Regions from separate parts of the Homo sapiens genome. Here region 1 is linked to region 2. The links are chromatin contacts, found by Hi-C or POLR2A ChIA-PET in ENCODE. All regions are on one chromosome and are shown on one strand. Each heading gives the region's core, a stretch centred on a gene start or an enhancer-like site at or near the end of the contact. The rest is flanking DNA. Distances are from core to core; before and after follow the strand shown.

Evidence for each region. A loop is a pair of places that touch in the nucleus more often than their neighbours do. ChIA-PET counts read pairs that join two places held with the same protein, here RNA polymerase II (POLR2A). Pooled maps may share reads with other maps.
Region 1: a loop to region 2 is called in a map of A673, with 6 times the contacts of the local background. The contact joins two enhancer-like sites. A Hi-C loop is called at or near these places in 7 of 168 maps with a recorded cell type or tissue (A673, IMR-90, PC-3 and 4 more) and 2 of 50 pooled maps. POLR2A ChIA-PET finds 5 or more read pairs at or near these places in 4 of 52 experiments (GM10248, WTC11 and activated T-cell).

What each region holds. Positions count from the first base shown.
Region 1 is chr16:24,644,658-24,648,001 of GRCh38, forward strand. It overlaps a transcript of TNRC6A not described here. Among named protein-coding and RNA genes, the nearest start is that of LINC01567, 25 kb to the right of the region's middle. Within about 2 kb of position 1,819, at least 6 of the 41 ENCODE cell types and tissues checked have a DNase peak (open chromatin) inside an H3K27ac peak, as active enhancers do.
Region 2 is chr16:24,584,332-24,587,334 of GRCh38, forward strand. No RefSeq gene overlaps it. Among named protein-coding and RNA genes, the nearest start is that of RBBP6, 46 kb to the left of the region's middle. Within about 2 kb of position 1,265, at least 2 of the 41 ENCODE cell types and tissues checked have a DNase peak (open chromatin) inside an H3K27ac peak, as active enhancers do.

The DNA.
Region 1 (3,344 bases), core at 569-3,068, 61 kb after region 2:
GCCCAGGCTGGTCTCAAACTCCTAGTCTCAAGCAATCTGCCTGCCTTGGCCTCCCAAACTGCTGGGATTACAGGCATGAGCCACCACACCCAGCCCATCACTATTGAATAGAATAATAACACAAACCACACACGTAATTGTAAATATTCTAGTTGCCACACTTTTAAAAGGTAAAAAGAAACAGATGAAATTAATTTTAACATTACAATTTATTGAACCTAACATTTCTAAAATATCTTCATGTCAACCTGAAATCAATATAAAAATTTGTAATGAGATATATTCCTTACTTCCTGTTGTTATTCTAAATCTTTGACATCCAGGGTGTATTTTACACTTACAGTACAGCTGTCATTGAAAACATTTGATCTGTATTTATAGTTACAGTTGAAAAAGTAGAACAGCATATGCAGGTTGTTCCAAAGATACTTAAATATTTTCCAAGTATCAAAAAATCACTTTCCTGTATTATTCACTTCCACATTGGTGAAGCTAGTTCATCTTTATTGGAATAGTGGTTTGACTTTGAAGCAAAAGCATATCAGTTTTAAAACTACTTCTGTCCAGGCTGGGCACAGTGGCTCATGCCTATAATCCCAGCACTTTAGGAGGCTGAGGCGGATGGATCATTTGAGGTCAGGAGTTCAAGACCAGCCTGGCCAACATGGTGAAACCCCATCTCTATTAAAAATACAAAAATTAGTCCGGTGGTAGTGGTGCATGCCTGTAATCCCAGCTACTCAGGAAGCTTGAGCCTGGGAGGCAGAGGTTGCAGTGAGCCAAGATCACGCCACTGCACTCCAGCCTGGGCAACAGAGTGAGACCCTGTCTCAAAAAAAAAACAAAAAACAAAAAACAAAAACCTACTTCTGTCCGAGTTATAGCAATTCACCAATCCTCATGTCAACTCAGTATTAACATGGAATGTAAAAGGATGCTGTATAAATTGAAAAGTAACTCTAAAGTTTGTCAATATCAACAATATTCTTCAAATTTTTCTTGTAAGTTTTGCAGATAATTTACATAATACTGGTGATTACCATTAAAAATATTTTGCAGCCAGGCGCGGTGGCTCATGCCTGTAATCCCAGCACTTTGGGAGGCCGAGGTGGGGAAGATCACTTGAGCTCAGGAGTTCGAGACCAACCTGGGAAACATGACAAGACCCTGTATCTACAAAAAAAAAAAAAAAAAAAAAAAAAAAAAAAAATTAGCAGGCCATGATGGTGCGTGCATCTGTAGTCCCAGCTACTTGAGGGGCTGAGGTGGGAGGATCACTTGAGTCTGGGAGGCAGAGGTTGCCGTGAGCCAAGATAATGCCACTGCACTTCAGCCTGGGCAACAGAGCAAAACCCTGTCTTAAAAAATATATATTTTGCATATTGATTCATGTTAAAAATATGCAGAATCATTACTATTGATTTGTATTATGAAATGTTTTCATTTCAATGTAAATTCTTATACTTTTCCAGCTAGGTCACAGGTTTTTCTTTCTTTAGAGCTTGGAATTTATCTCATTTCATATACACTATGATATTGCTGAGAAAACTTAAGTCACACTGCCATGTTTATCTTTGATTATTAAATATTTGGCAAGCATTCCCTTTGTTTCAAGAAAATCTTGAATTGGAATTGACAGTACAGTAAATCTTTGTAAAACTCTTCCATGACTCAACCAATGAACATTGGCGAAGACCCAAGATCACCCCATTCATTGCCTTCTATTTCTTTCAAAAATCCCATGCACTGGTGGTGATTCACAGCATTTGTATGTATACACTGAACAGTTTTAACAACTGTACCCATGACACTTTCCATGGAGCCTGCTTCCAAAAGCAGCACAAATATTTTCAGTATTTATCATACAGTGGGATGAAGCAATAAGGGAAACATCAGTCTCTTGTTTTGAAACTCCAATAAAACCAGATTTTTGACCAAACATAGCTGGAGGACCATCTGGCATGATAGAAACTAATTTTTTCATATCTAAGTGAAATTTTTTTGGTCAGATGTAAAAGATGTTTTTAAAATCTATGCTACACTTTGGTAAGCCATGAATTGACAAGGTTTTTTCATAAATTTGGAAGACCTTTTTGAATAAATATACCCAGGCTATTAGTTGGGTGGTATCTCATGGCATGACTCAGCTAAATTGTGCAATTTTCCAAAATTTGAATCCATTTAGCTTTAATACGTTCTTTCATTCTATGGGCAATTGTTTGGTGGCTTAATTGCAGATTATTCACTTTCTGTAAAATCTTTATTTTTATTTATTTATTCATTTATTTTGAGACAGAGTTTCCCTCTATTTCCCAGGCTGGAGTGTGGTGGTGCGGATTGACCCCACTCCAGTTTTGACCTCCTGGGCTCAGTGATCCTCCCACCTCAGCCTCCTCCCCAGTAGCTGGGACTACAGGGGTGCACCACCACACTCAGCCATTTTTTTCTATTTTTCGTAGAGACAGGGGTTCACCATGTTGCCCAGGATGATCTCACACTCCGGTGCTCAAGCAATCTGCCCACCTTGGCCTCCCAAAGTGCTGGGATTACAGGTGTGAGCCACCACGCCAGCCTAAAATATCTTTTTAGTCTTTTCCTCATAATTTTCTAACAAAATTTTTACAACTTAAATAATTTTTTTACCATCTTTCCATTAAAAATTGTGTACATGTGTATACGCGCATGCATGCAAGAATCCTAGTCATTTTTATAGCTGGCCAAAGTTATAATCTCTAATCCTGATAAAATAAAATCTATTTAAAAGGTTTTTGCTCAACATTTTATTCTGATTTCAACTAACTAATTTCATTGGGTTTTCTCATTGTGGTAAAATATACACAACATAAAATTTACTATTTTAATCATCTGTAGGTATACATCTCCATGGCATTAAGTACATTCACACTGCTGTGAACCATCACCACCGTCCATCTCTACAACTTTATCTTCCCACACTGAAATTCTGACCCCATTAAACACTAACTCCCCCTTTCGCCCAGGCTGGAGTGCAGTGGTGTGATCTTGGCTCACTGCAACCTCTGCCTCCTGGGTTCAAGGGATTCTTCTGCCTCAGCCTCCTGAGTAGCTGAGATTACAGGCACGCGCCACCATGCCTGGCTAATTTTTGTATTTTTAGTAGAGATGTGTTTTCACCATGTTGGCCAGGCTGGTCTCGAACTCCTGACCTCAAATGATCAGCTGTCTCAGCCTCCCAAAGTGCTGGGATTGCAGGCGTGAGCCACTGCACCCAGCCTATTTTCTATATCTATGAGTTTGACTACTCTAGGAAATTCATATGTGTAGAACCATACAGTATTTATCCTCTTTTGTTGGGCTTATTTCAC
Region 2 (3,003 bases), core at 15-2,514:
CTCAGGGTTCTATTTTTTTATTTCCTGATTGTTCCCCTTTTCATAACATTCTATTCTTTTTCATGGCTATAATAGGACTTGTAAAGATATTCATTTTGTTGAGGTTTTCTTCTGCTCTTCAAGTTAGAAATTTGTGAGATATGACAAGAGAGTTCTATTATAGAGTGATCTGAGTGTACCACTTCACTGAGGATCTTCCCGGCATTTTTTCTTGTGGTTAGTTTCTTCCAGAGGGGAATCCTCCACTCTTTAGAATGGGGATGAAAAACTATAGTATAATTACAAATCCAGCTACCAGGAATTTTTTGGAGCCAAGTAAGCTTCCATTCAGTATATATAGACAGACTCCATCCTGCTCTTTCCAGTACAGCACCCCTATCCACTTGATGTCCTCAAGTCCAGAGTCCTTCTATTCTTTGGTACCCAAAAGGGCTGCATATTTTGGACTACTTAGAGAGCTTTAAGACATACTGAAGGCTGTATACCTTACCCAGAGTTTTTACTTTAATACATCTGGTGGGGTGGTCTGAACATCAGTCTTTTAAAATCTCTCCAGGTGACTCCAATGTGCAGCCAAGGTTGAGAACCACTGCTCTAGTTGAACCTCTCCAGAGAGTAAGCCTCTAACTTCTGCCAAGGTGTGCTGCTTTGTGTTAACCCTTTGGACCTATCTGCATTCTGGCTTTCAGTGTTCTTTTTTTATTATTTTTTATTTTTTGAGACGGAGTTTTGCTCTTGTCCCCCAGGCTGGAGTGCAATGGCATGATCTTGGCTCACTGCAACCTTCGCCTCCTGCGTTCAAGCGATTCTCCCACCGCAGCCTCCTGAGTAGCTGGGATTACAAGTGTGTGCCACCACGCCCCACTAATTTTTTTTTTTTTTTTGAGACGGAATCTCACTCTGTCGCCCAGGCTGGAGTACAATGGCATGATCTCGGCTCACTGCAACCTCCACCTCCCAGGTTCAAGCGATTCTTGTGCCTCAGCCTCCCGAGTGGCTGGAATTACAGGCGTGTGGCATCACACCTGGCTAATTTTTGTATTTTTAGTAGAGATGGGGTTTCACCGTCTTGGCCAGGTTGGTATTGAAGTCCTGACCTCATGATCCACCCGCCTTGGCCTCCCAAAGTGCTGGGATTACAGGCGTGAACCACCGCACCCAGCCTAGAGTTCTCTCTTGCCTGCATATTCTGATTCACTTTAGGCTTCTAGGTTATGAGTCATCTGGTTTTTAGGCTTCTGATTCAGACCTCTGGTTTTCTGGTCAGCTTACCCCTTGTTCACATGAATTTCACCTTTCAAAAATGTGTTGCGATTATTTCCTCTTCTGCTCTCCCTGTTTGTGCCTTGTTTGACCTTTTATTATCATTACAGTGCACTCTGGAGAAGGAAGGAAGAATATTCGATCCACCATGCTTCGCTGGAATTTCTGTCCTACTCCGTGTCATTAACAGTCATGTTAAAATGTCAGCAGGGGGCTTGCCAAGCCAGATTTAGCAAAAATTGAACCTGTAGAACATCAAAGATTTCCCCAAGACGCTGTAAATTTCTAGGCTGCTTATGTTTTCAAGGCCATTCTAGATTGGTTATTTCTGGCTCCTTGATCAACCATATCAACTTAAGTTCTTTCTATAGATTAAGAAAGTTGTCTTTCATTATTTCTTTTTCTTCTCCAACACCACCACCACCACCATTTTTTTCTTTCTTTTAGTGACTCTGATTGTTTGTAGGGTGTAGCTAAGGGATTTGTCTTCCATATACCTTTTTCTGCCTCTCTTTTTTTGTTTTGTTTTTGTTTTTGTTTTGAGATTGGATCTTGCTGTGCCACCCAGGCTGGAGTGCAGTGGCATGATCACACCTCACTACAGCCTCGACCTCCTGGGCTCAAGCGATCCCCACAACCCTGCCTCAGCCTCCTGAGTTACTGGCACCACAGAACGTGCCACCACACCCAGCTAATTTTTTAATTGTTTTGTAGAAATGGGGATCTCCCTTATATTGTTCAGACTGATCTCAAACTCCTGGCTCAACCAATCCTCCCACCTCAGCCTCCCAAAGGGCTGGGATTACAAGCTTGAGCCACTGCGCCCAGCCCTCGGCAAACTTTTAAATCATTTTTTAAGGTTTCTTTCTGTTGGATAAATCATAGTTTATTTTCCCTAATTCAATGATCTTCATATACAGTCTGCCATTCAGTTTCTCCTTTGTGACTTTTCATTTCAAAACCACCTCTCTCATCTCCATTCCGTCTTCCTTTGCTGCTCCTTTTCTAGGACAACTTGATCAAGTTACATAGATGTAGAATCCACTTCAGTCTTGCTGAGAACATAAAACTGACGTTGGCTCTAATTTTTTGTTATTGTTTCTGAGGAATAGATTTCTGAAGGAGAAAGCAACTCTGAGGCCCCACATACTTGTCATTTAAGTTTTTGGTGTGTGTGTGTGTGTGTGTGTGTGTGTGTGTGTGTGTGTGTGTGTGTTTCTAAAGATGAGGTCCTGTAATCCCAGCACTTTGGGAGCCTGAGGCAGGCAGATTACTTGAGTCAGGAGTTTGAGACCAGCCTGGCCAACATAGTGAAACCCCGTCTCTACTGAAAAAAAAAAAAAATTAGCCTGGTGTGGTGGTGCATGCTTGTAATCCCAGCTACTCAGGAGGCTGAGGTAGGAGAATTGTGTGAACCTAGGAGGCAGAGGCTGCAGTGAGCTGAGATCATGCACTCCACCCTGGGGCACAGAGTGAGACTCTCTCAAAAAAAAAAAAAAAAAAAAAAGAAAAAAGAAAAAATAGTAGTAATAAAATTAAAAATAAAAATTAACAAAAATTAGCCGGGTGAGGTGGCACACACCTGTAATCCCAGCTACTCAGGAGGCTGAGGCAGGAGAATCGCTTGAACCTGGGAGGCAGAGGTTGCAGTGAGCCAAGATCACACCATTGCACTCCACCCTGGGTGACAGAGCAAGACTCTGTCTCAAAATAAAGAAAGAAAGAAAGATGAGGTCTTGC